Linked DNA regions of Homo sapiens: region 1 is linked to region 2. A link is a contact called in ENCODE Hi-C data. All regions are on one chromosome and are shown on one strand. Each heading gives the region's core, a stretch centred on a gene start or an enhancer-like site at or near the end of the contact. The rest is flanking DNA. Distances are from core to core; before and after follow the strand shown.

What was found. A loop is a pair of places that touch in the nucleus more often than their neighbours do. Pooled maps may share reads with other maps.
Region 1: a map of naive thymus-derived CD4-positive, alpha-beta T cell shows a loop between it and region 2 (5-fold over the local background). The contact joins the enhancer-like site here to the promoter of TRIM23 in region 2. A Hi-C loop is called at or near these places in 1 of 168 maps with a recorded cell type or tissue (naive thymus-derived CD4-positive, alpha-beta T cell), 1 of 37 single-sample maps with no recorded cell type and 7 of 50 pooled maps.

What each region holds. Positions count from the first base shown.
Region 1 is chr5:67,198,424-67,204,344 of GRCh38, reverse strand. No RefSeq gene overlaps it. Among named protein-coding and RNA genes, the nearest start is that of CD180, 4.6 kb to the right of the region's middle. Within about 2 kb of position 1,329, at least 5 of the 41 ENCODE cell types and tissues checked have a DNase peak (open chromatin) inside an H3K27ac peak, as active enhancers do.
Region 2 is chr5:65,621,479-65,627,474 of GRCh38, reverse strand. It overlaps TRIM23 (tripartite motif containing 23), which reads left to right and starts at 3,142. Exons shown (of 11, transcript NM_001656.4): 1 at 3,142-3,281. The coding sequence starts at 3,201. TRAPPC13 (trafficking protein particle complex subunit 13) reads right to left here and starts at 2,448. Exons shown (of 13, transcript NM_024941.4): 1 at 2,369-2,448. The coding sequence starts at 2,414. It overlaps SHLD3 (shieldin complex subunit 3), which reads right to left and starts at 2,448. Exons shown (of 2, transcript NM_001365341.2): 1 at 2,369-2,448. RefSeq lists enhancers at 2,933-3,012, 3,143-3,472.

The DNA.
Region 1 (5,921 bases), core at 80-2,579, 1.6 Mb before region 2:
TGAGAAGCAAGAGTGAGTCTGGGATCAGACAGAGAGAGTTAGGAGCCCTGGAACTTCCACTTTCTGACCTGTGAACTTGCATGTATTTCTGAACCACTCTAACCTTTGTGCACTCATCTATAGATTTGGGATAAAAATAGCACCTACCTCATGTGAACCCGGGAGGTGGAGCTAGCAGTGAGCCAAGATCGTGTCACTGCACTCCAGCCTGGGCGACAGAGCAAGACTCCGTCTCAAAAAAAAAAAAAAAAAAAAAAAAAAAAAGGACCTACATCAACAAGTAGTTCTGAAATTATATGTGATAAATAATGCACATCAAGTGTTTACAAGAGTACCTGGCATATAGTCTGTATTACCTACATATATTTTATTTTTGCTCTTCCTTTTACTTTGCCTCCTGAGGAGCTGCTCCTTAAAACCACAAACTGAATATGGACAATAAATCAGCCTGGTCATTCACGCATGCTTTATGCTAGAAATAACACGTAATTCTTGCCAAGCATGGTGGCTTATGCCTGTAATGCCAGCTACTCAAGAGGCTGAGGCAGGAGGATCACTTGAGGCCAGGAGTTCAAGACCAGTCTGGAACACAGTGAGAACTCTGCCTATAAAAATATTTTTTTAATTACTATTTTTGTAATTTATTTTTTTTTAGAGACACGGGCTCACTCTGTCACTCAGGCTGTAGTACCATGGTGCGATCTCAGCTCACTGCAGCCTCGACCTCCTGGGCTCAGGCAATCCTCTTGCTTCAGCCCCTCAACTAGCTGGGACCACAGGCATGTGCCTCCACACCTGGCTGATTTTTGTATTTTTTGTAGAGACAGGGTTTTGCCATGGTGCCCAGGCTGGTCTGGGACTCCTGAACTCAGGCAATCTGCCTGTTTCAGCCTCCCAAAGTGCTGAGATTACAGGCGTGAGCTACTATGCCCAGCCAGAAAAAAAATTTTTTTAATACATAAAATAAAAATAATTCTTTATAGTCCTTTATGGGTTATTCTCTATAGTCCTTTCTTTCACAAGCACCCTTCAGAGGTAAGCAGGGGAGACAGTATTTCTCTTTTGTAGAAGAAGTTGAAACACTTAGAGTCTAATGATATGTCCAAGATCAAATAGGTATCTGTGTCTGAAGATGGAAACCCATGAAGGCTGTTGAACTCTTGTCTGCTGCTAATCCTGCTCACAAGAGGAAGACAGGGCTGCACATCGAGCAGAGGAACAAACAAAAGGTTCCCTTACCCCATCCTGCCTGTAACAAATGCTCCCAGTCATACTGATGGGACATTTCTGAGGTTCACTAGAATGAAGGAAGGATGCCACATTGCCATTTACGGAAGTTGTTGCCTACCTCTTAGCTAGCTTGGGCAATCCTTTCCTCCCACGCTCACTATAAAGGGCTGCGGAAATTTAATCTAATACAATGCTCACAGTAAAAAGCCTGACATAAGACAGGGTGTGCAAAATGTTCCTGAAGGGCTAAAAGTAAATAATAATATAAGTAAATTGAATAATAATATAAGTAATCTCCACTTTTGGGACTGTTAAACTCATAGGTTGTTCACTTACATTCTTAATGAAAAAATGACAGGGCTGGATTAGATTATTTTAAAACTTATTTTTAGCTTAAAATTTCTGATTTCAATGCACCACTATTGAAACTATTTTATTTCAGAGTTGAGAGTTTATCTCAGAATCCCAATTCCCAGCCCTGTACTCATTCTAGTCCCTGTATCTCAGTTCCTGTTAATATTACATTCATTTACAGTTTGAGAGAAAAACCCTAAGGATGCCTTTAACATTTCTGCCTTCAAAAAATGCATCAGATGAAAGAGAAGTTAGTGAACGGCACTGATGTTATGGTTAATTGAAAGTTAAAGCTTGACAAATATTCTAACATGCTACACATATTTTCAGAACTATATATATGTAACTAGATGACCACAAAAAATAGTGAAACCCAGATTTGGGGAAATGTTCCAACACCAGATAGTTTTCAAATTGCTATAATGAAGGCCCAGAGAATGGATATTTCCAAAATCACTCATCTTGGGAAGAGGTAAATCCTGGGACAGGGAGTGCAAACGTCCTTGGATAAGACAGGTAAAGACCTCCCCTTCCCCTGAGTATGGAAACACAGAAGATTTGGGCTCAGAGGCACATGAAAGGACTTAGACAGCTCACCTCTGTCACAAAAAAATTCTCTATGTCATGTGAAGGTACTGTGCTTGCACTGTTGGTGGTGGCATTGGCAGCAGTGCCAATAATAGTGCAGAGAGGGCCAGGCCTGGTGGCTCACGCTTGTAAACCCAGCACTTTGGGAGCGCGAGGCAGGCAGATCACCTGAGGTCAGGAGTTCAAGACCAGCCTGGCCAACATGGTGAAACCCCGTATCTACTAAAAATACAAAAAATTAGTTGGGTATGATGGCAGGCACCTGTAATCCCAGCTACTTGGGAGGCTGAGGCATGAGAATTGCTTGAACCCAGGCGGCAGAGGTTGCAGTGAGCGAAGACTGTGCCATTGTACTCCAGCCTTGGCAACAAAAGCGAAATTCCGTCTCCAAAAAAAAAAAAAAAAACAACAACAACAACAACAAAAAACAGTGCAGAGAAATAGTCAAGTTCTGGATGAGGGTCAGCATCACAAGCCTGTCCAACTTCAAAAGTACACAGCTGAGCTTGAAATTGAAGGGGACCAGAACATAACACCCCAAAATTCACCACTTTGATGTGTTGATTATTCTGACCTGAAAGTAACTGAGAAATTGCAGATGTAGGAGAGGCTTCCTGCCCTCCCCATTTTTACCTAAAAACAGGACATAAATTTCCCATGAGAAAGGTGCCATTCCTGTACCTGGAATAAGAGAATATTCTTATCACTGGAGACAAGGAGTCAAAACAGACCTTACTTAACCTTTACCTTTCATTAATTTTCCCCATATATATCCCAGTCACTTTCCCACAATTTACTGCTCCTAGCTCAAATCCCTTTTTCCTTTGTCTTGTAACATCTCCACAGTTGATTGCTCTTTGTTAAAATGGTATGTAATCCTCTGGGTCTAACCGCCGCTTTGGGATCTTCCTGTCTTTCTAGGAAGCCCTTGTGCCACACAAAAATATTAACATCAAATAAAATTATTGTGCTTTTTCTCCTGTTAATCTGTCTTTTGTCAGTTCAATTCACAGGCTCCAGTCTGAGAACCAAAGAGGGTAGAGGAAAAGTCTTTCTTCCCCTATAAAATCAAGCCAGACATGAGGAAAGCCCTGTCTCCTCTCAAGGTGTGAAAGGAGCATCACCATCACTTGCTCTGTCTAGCCTGGTAGCCTCACAAGCAGCATCAACCACAAAGACAGAAGCAAAAGCAGCATGACAAGAAGGCAGGAGTAGAGGAACAGATAGCTTTGTTCTGGTGCACTCATGAAGCAGCACAACAATAACCCTCAGAGAGAGGTGGGCTTGACTTTGGGCCCTTATTGCTCTGAACCTTGGGTTATAATAATTTGATTTAAAAAATAAACAGGCTGGGCATGGTGGCTCACACCTGTAATCCCATAATTTTGGGAGACTGAGGCAGGCGGATCACCTGAGGTCAGGAGTTCAAGACCAGCCTGGCCAACATAGAGAAACCCCATCTGTACTAAAAATACAAAAATTAGCCGGGCATGGTGGCACACACCTGTAATCCCAGCTATTCAGAAGGCTGAGGAAGTAGAATCTCTTGAACCTGGGAGGCAAGGTTGCAGTGAGCTGAGATCGCACCAATGCACTCCAGCCTGGGTGACAGAGCAAGACTTCGTCTGAAAAAAATAATAATAAAATAAGATAAACAAACATATATTGGGAAATATAATGATAAAGAGTAAAACTGACCATACAATATTTAAAATATTCACGTAAAATTTTAGATGCAAATAAACATAACCATCTGGAGGCAGGAAAGCAGGCTTGAACAAAAAGCAGAACTACAACTAAATGTAGAGAGGGGAAAAATATAGGTCAGTTTAATACCAACTGGTGCCCATAAGATATAATATAAATTATTGTTTTAATCCCCTAATGAAATTATTTTAAAAATATCTAGCTTTTTGCTAAACTTAGATCACAAAAGCATATTTTGGTTTGCACATCCTTGAAAGAAAGTACATTAGCCTTTGAGTTATCACCAGGAAAGAGCCTGAAGAGCCAAATAAAGAGTTATAGGACCCCAAATCACTCCCAGATTATAAATACATGGCAACAAGGAAGTGAATGTATGGGCCTCACCAGACAGGAAATTGGGTAGTTCTGTGGGGTCACCCATGGGGAGATAGCTGACCACAAGGGACAAACTGCATGCAAATGTAGTAGAATAAAAGACAGTACAACAACAAAAACAATGATTTGGGATTTGTATGTAAATATATGTTAATACCTAATATAAGGATGCTTGAACTTTTGAAAACTTCTGGGGCCCACAGTCTGTTGTTTCCTCACTGAAATGGATGCTGATCAGTAGAAATAAATACATTTCTGGTGCCTTTTCTCATGTTCTCTTCTCCCTCTCCATATCTCTGCAAGAACTGTTTCTCAGCATGGGTGCTGGCAGTTTGATCCCTTAATGGCACTATGAGTCAACTGGGAATGCAGAAATCATGGTGCCCATCACTCCGCCAAACTTCTTTCTCTAATTTTTGTTTGCCAAGAAGATGTGAGACTACCTGGAAAAAGAAAGAGCAGATTATTAACAAAAATCAAGTGTAACTCAATATTATTGGCTCAAGCCAAAAACTCTGTTACAAAAGTAAATTGGAAATCATAGTTTTGAAATAGAGTAATGGAGTTTTAAATAAAGAAGTACCTTGTTGATAAGCTAGTTAAACTCCATAATTTCTCAGGTAAGTAAACTGAGACTGAGAGACTGCCCCAGTGACACACAACCAGTGAGTGGCAAAGCTGGGATTAAAATTCAAGTCAGTGCTTTTCTTGGGCAATTGGGAAAACATTTAGATAAACAGCCTGCTAGGGGTTGTAATACATGAATTTATGACATAGTTTGAGGAACTAGAGATTTTTAACCTAGAAAGAGAACGATTCAGGGACATGGTAGCTATTTTCAAATACTTGAAGGTAGAAAAGGCCTTGAACTTACTCTGTTAGCCAAAGGAGACTTTAACAGTTCAATATAAGATAAAACCTTTTAAACAGTCAAACTTGGCCAAAACCATTGGGGGGTGAGGGATGATGAGTTTTCTGTCACCTGAGGCATTTCATAATAGACTGAAAAATAATTCAGAGAGTATGTTTTTGTCTACAGAGAGGGGTGAATTAGGGGTGTGTAGGAGAGAATTCAGGCATGAACATCATTTGGATGAGGTGACCTGTAAGAGGATGTGGTTCTTTATATCCAAATTCTGGGACCAAATAAGGTTTCATTCTTGCCTCTAAACTCTAAAACCTATCTTCTCATCTGTTTGCAATAGTTTACATTTTAATCTATTTCATATTTCAGGGTATTATGCCCTGAATATGTGATTTGAATACCGTGGCAGAAGGTCACTCATATTCATTCATTTTATTTTACTCTTATATACTTGCAGTGAGTCTTTTGAATTCATTATGCAAACACATGTAAATCATATGCAAATGATATAGCTTAAGAAAATGACAAAATCTGATGGCCTTAACTGAGCCATCAGACCTTTCTTTAAGAAGGAAAGTAATATGCCTTTCAACATCTCTGGGGCAGGAGACAATTTCCTGAGAGTGATATTTACACGACATTGGAATTCGTTACTCAGTCTTTGCCTCACATTCTGCATATTTATGTGGGACTTTAAGATAAGAAAAGCATTTTCACATACATGATCCTATTTGATCCTCATAATTACTCTGTGATGTAGGCAGAAGAGGAATTATAATTCTTGTTTTTCAGATGGGAAAAC
Region 2 (5,996 bases), core at 1,893-4,392:
TATTTTCAGTAGAGACGGGGTTTCATAATGTTGGCTAGGCTGGTCTCGAACTCCTGATCTCAAGTGATCAGCCACCTCACCCAACCAAGAATAACAAGATATTATCTTTAACATTTTACATATTAAAAGATAAAGTGAACTTAAATGACCACTTAAATTAATACATTTGGCATTCAGCATCAGCACATTGAAATGTGTGAAAATTGTTGATTAACTAGAACAATGGGTTAACTATAAGATGGTACTAAAGAGGTTTAATAAAGTTGAAACTATCAGTCAATTTTGAAGCACTTGTCCGTTTAGGCTGCTTATTGTTCTTTTTTTTTTTTTTTTTTTTTTTTTTGAGACAGGGTCTCACTCTGTCACCCAGGCTGGAGTGCAGTGGCGCAATCTCAGCTCACTGCAGCCTCTGCCTCCCAGGTTCAAGCGGTTCTCCTGCCTCAGTCTCCCGAGTAGCTGGGATTACACCACCACACCTGGCTAATTTTTGTATTTTTGGTATAGACGGGTTTTCGCCATGTTGGCCAGGCTGGTGTCAACTCCTGATCTCAAGTGATCTGCCAGCCTCGGCCTCCCAAAGTGCTATTACAGGCGTGAGCCACCACGCCTGGCTTAGGCTGCTTAAATATTCTTTCTTAGGTATCCTTGGTTTTGGAAAAAAAAGAATAACAGAAAACTAAAAATTCCCAGTGGCAGTCTCTGTATCACTGGAATTTAACTTTTTGTTTGTTTGTTTTTTGAGATGGAGTCTCGCTCTGTTGCCTAGGATGGCGTGCAGTGGCGTGATCTCGGATCACTGCAAGCTCCGCCTCCCGGGTTCACGCCATTCTCCTGCCTCAGCCTCCTGAGTAACTGGGACTACAGGCGCCCGCCACCACGCCTGGCTAACTTTTTGTATTTTTATAGAGACGGGGTTTCACTATGTTAGCCAGGATGGTCTTGATCTCTTGACCTTGTGATCACCCGCCTTGGCCTCCCAAACTGCTGGGATTACAGGGGTGAGCCACCACGCGCGGCTGCAATTTAACTGTTTTTAATAGCTTCTAATTTGTATAAATCACACGTAGCAGTTAATAGAACTGTTCCAAATTCCCATCGGAGTAGCTGGTAGAGGAATTATCTCTGAGAATGCTGCTTCATTCTTTAGGAGGCAACACGGACTCTTGGAAAGAGAGGCAGGCCTTGCGTTGAAACACTGCCTCAATCACTAGCTATGTGATCTTGGAAAAGTTACTTAAACTCTGAGAATTAATATTTACTCCACATACTTGAAGTGAGATTGTGAGATAAAGAACACGACAATTAGTTGCTTTTCTTCTTTTCCCTCTTCTCCACGAGTAACAATCCATTTTAATCTCCATTTTAGTCTAGATCATTTGCTCAGGTTAAGCTTACAGGTCCCATCACTGTATCACTAAACATTACAAAGTTCCACAGTAAGAGACAATCTCGCTAACACAGGCATCATTATATGAGACTGATGAGCTTCTAGAAAGTCTGATGACTACATCATAATGGGAAGGATAAGGCGTTCCTCAAAATGGATGCCATAAGTAAAGTAAGCGCAATTCAATTGAACCCGAATGTTTATTGAGCATTTCCTCAGCTCATTCAAGAAGTCATTGTTAACCATATATTAAGGCATCCAAGAAACAAAAAGCGCATTTGTTGTAGTAAAAAACAAATAAAATAAAGCTGAAAAGATTTCAAATAAAAGGTTTCCAGAAAATAGGCATTAAAAAAATTGTCCTAAAAAAAAAAGTGCTGCTGTTTTTTCCTAAATAATGATCTAATTAAATCACCAAACTTACTCAAAATGGCTGTGTACAAAAAATGAGAGTTGACATTAGATCTCGGACATATTTCCCACATACACAGTGATTTGAAGTAAACTGCAGTTTGTTTTGAATAAATCTAAGTTATATGTTGTATTACTATGTATTGCTAAATTCTCTGCACTACTGTCATGCAATACTAATTTTACAGGGGAAGCTGAAGCCTGATTAACTTCGTCAGTGCCACAGGAAGAAACAAGAGACAGAAGGAAAAAGCACTTTGGATGCCCGCTGTAATTCACAGAGATCTCCACGGTAGGAGCGGGACGTCAGCTTCTGCGGCTAAAATCTCGTGACTGAAGCAGCACAGATCAGAAAGAACGATTTACCAGGTATCTATTTCGTTCTAGAAAGGGGCCCATAAACCTAAAAAGCATCCAGGAGAAATCGCTTCCTCCCGCTTGGCGGCAAAGGACAGAGCAGGAGGGCGAGCACTGAGTGTTTAAGAAGGATGAGGCCTACATGGCAAAGGCTTCGATAAGTAGGGAATGCAAGGAAACAGAAAAGGGGGAATCAGGTTCGCAAAAGTTTACCTTTTAGCGCCAGCAGGTGCTCCTGTTTAGGGGGATTCACTTCCATTTTGACCGGCACTTTTGACCCACAGCCTACGGGGGCTGGACAGGTTCAACTTGCCCCGGAAGGAAACGGAAAACCTCGCGTTTGGCAAAACCAAAAGTCAAACGCACTCTCAACCTCTCTCTGGTGGTGGTACCTTAAATTCTCCTACTGTGTCCTTTACAAACTGGCTTCTTTTCAACAAGTCCATTTCTTCTATCTTAGAAACGTAGGCATAAAATACTTTGTTTTCCATCTGCAATCACACATCGCGACTGCAGGAAAAGAAACCACCCCTAGGTAACAATACGCGGCCTCCCAAAGGCCAACGTTGCCGGAGTTTTTTTTTTAAAAAAAAAAAAAAAAAAAAAAAAGAGAGAGAGAGAGAGTGGCATGCTGGGATTTGTAGTTTATACAAAAACCGCGTTGCATGCAGGGAGATGCCCGTACCCCCTCACCGCCCTCAGTTCACGCCCTGGCTGGTTTGGATTCGAGAGGAAAAATCATTAAAGGATCTGGAGTTTTCACCCCAAAACTTTAATCGTTTTGTCCCTTCTTTTTTTTTCTTGTCTTTCCTCCAGCAGCTGCAGACTACATAATGAAAAATAACAAAAGTGCCCATGCGCGAGGCTGTGCAACTAACCACCCGACGATTGCGGGGAGGAGGAGTAAGAGTCGGCTAAGCGGCGCCCAGTGTCCTACTGCGCCTGTGCGCCGGTGGCGTGCGCAGAGGCCTCTGGGTAGGTGGCTCAACCCCGCCTCTCAGTTGAGGACTCTGAAGGCTGTTTCTGTGGCGCTTCCCCTGCGAGGATGGCTACCCTGGTTGTAAACAAGCTCGGAGCGGGAGTAGACAGTGGCCGGCAGGGCAGCCGGGGGACAGCTGTAGTGAAGGTGAGGGACCTTGCGTGCTCTATTCTCCACCATCGGCCTCCCTTCGGTTCATCCTGGAGACCTGGCGGCATCGCCGCGGCCCAGGCTTCGATAGGTGGGATGCGCGGCCTCTGGGCCCCTTTTGGCATTACAAGTCTCGTCCTGTCCTCTGCATCCTTTCTCTCCTATGGCCTGAAATTGCCTGGTCTTCTGCTCATGACATGTCATCATCGGGACATTTGTGAAAAGGAGCTTGCGGGCCAGTGGCAGTGACCTAGACCGGTCTTTTCTCCAGGTCCTCTGCTTTTAGTTAAACTCAACAGACATTAATTAGCTTAGTATTATAAATTGAGTCATCATCATCGTAACTACGTACTAAGTTAGGTGTTTTAGCTCGTTAATATCTACTTATGAAGTAGATGTGAATTCCCATTTTACAGGGAGGAAACCCAGGTTTAGGTAAACAGTGTGTGGCAGAGCCCCGGGTTGACCGGCTTTAAAGTCTGTACTTTTCGCTCTTGTACTGCGTCTGTAATCAGACATCTGTTATTGGGTGAGCTGCCCCCTCCCCTGTTAGTAGTACAGTCTATTAACTCTTTGCACAAGTCTGCAGCATCGTCATAGCTGGGCATTAACGATAGAGTTTATGAATTTTCTTATGCTTGAAGTTTGAGATTCTACCATGTATACATGCTCCAGAATCAATTTGCTAAAAAATCATTTGAAATATGTGGCACTCATTTTTCCCTTCCACTGTTGTGCACGGAAAGATATGGAGGGGAGAACTGATCCCATTGGTTTATAGAGTAACCTTCAGGAGCATCTCTAATCTAAGAGATTGATAATTCTCATTCCTGGCTACATATTAGGATCACTGAGGAGTTTTAGTACACTACTGATGCACTCCTCCTCCAGTTCTGATGAGGTTGACATCAGTATATTTTAGGAATTACCAGAAGTTATTTTAATGTGCAACCAGGGTTATGAATTACTGATCAAGGTAATATATGAAGTTTTTTTCACATCTTGAAAAGTAGACACCTATGATTATTCAGGTAATGTTGGTTTTATATGACAGCAAATGAGACATTTCTTCCCACAATTTAGTATCAGTGAATATTGGTGGTTGTTGATTCAGATGACCTTTAGGTACTAATGAAGTTATTCTACAGGTACACGGCATATCTGATATGCAAAGGAGCCCTCATTATTAGGCATGTTGTGTGACTGAGATTTTATTTATTGAATTGTGCTTTTGCTAAGTAGAGAATACTTGAAGAGCAGTTTGTGAATTAACTTGAAGTTTAAGTTTTATTTCATAATTGGAATGGGTATCATTGCAGTATCTATTTTTTTGTTACCCTGTTTGCCTTACAGTCTCAAAAGTGTACCAAAGCCTGATGTAACTCCAGTTTCTTACAGCACAGAATTTGATACATTGGAGGCTCACCTTGTTCATTTTCATCTTAACATGTAAAATATTCCTGAACTGTGCAATGAAATAGTCCTTTCTGACAAAATCTTCATGCCATAATTTGTAGTAGGTATAGTAGCATAAACTAAAAAAATCTCACTGTCATTTCTATAGATGAAAGCAAGAAGTATTTATTGGAAGGTAAAAGTTGAAGTATATAATGCTAATACTGTGTAAAATGGCCTTTTGCTTGTGAACAAGTTGATAATGACATGGCTTTTATCATTAGAGAAAACAGTAACATAAAAATCTGATATTGTGGCTAGGCGCGGTGGCACACGCCTGTAAAGCACAAAGTGCCTGGGAAGCACTTTGGGAGGCCAAAGTGGGCGGATCACTTGAGGTCAGGAGTTTGAGACTAGCCTGGCCAACATGGCGAAACCCCGTCTCTACTAATAATACAAAACGTAGCCAGGCATTGTGGTGTGGGCCTGTTAATCCCAGTTACTCAGGAGGCTGAGGTAGGAGAATCACTTGAACCCAGGAGGCGGAGGTTGCAGTGAGCTGAGTTTGTGCCACTGCATTCCAGCCTGGGTGACAGAGTGAGACTCCATCTGAAAAATAAAAGATAAAAAATCTGATATTGTGAAATAACTGACATTTAAAAATGTATCACAGAAAGTTTCACACCTTTAATCTCAGCACTTTGGGAGGCTGAGGTGGGAGGATTGCTTGAGCCCCAGAGTTTGAGACCAGCCTGGGCAACATGGTGAGATCCTATCTCTACAAATAATAATAAAAAAAAATTAGCCAGGCGTAGTGGCACATGCCTGTGGTACCAGCTACTTGGGAGTCTGAGGCAGGAGGATTGTCTGAGCTTGGGAGGTCAAGGCTGCAGTGAACCATGCTCAGGCCACTACTCTCCAGCCTGGCTGACAGAGTGAGACCCTTTCTCAAAAAAAAAATAATAATAATAATAAATAACAACATAAAATAAAATATCTGATTGATTACAGTTTGATTTACAAGTAATAAGTTTGAAGCTTTTTTGGCATTTTTTGAAGTGTAAAATTAAGAGCTTTTTCCTATCTAGGGTTTTTTGCTGTTAACCACAATTCCTATTTATAGATACTGAGGAAATATTTTCTTGCTGTATTATTTACCGAGTTGATGCAAAATAGTCTAGTAACTTTATTTTTGGACCTGTGTTTGGTTTGCTAATCAATGGAATTTTATTAGTGCTTTTTGAAAAATACATTAACAGCATAAGGAAGTTCTTTTAAATCTTTGTATAGTGATGGGATCAGAGATACAGGATTGAA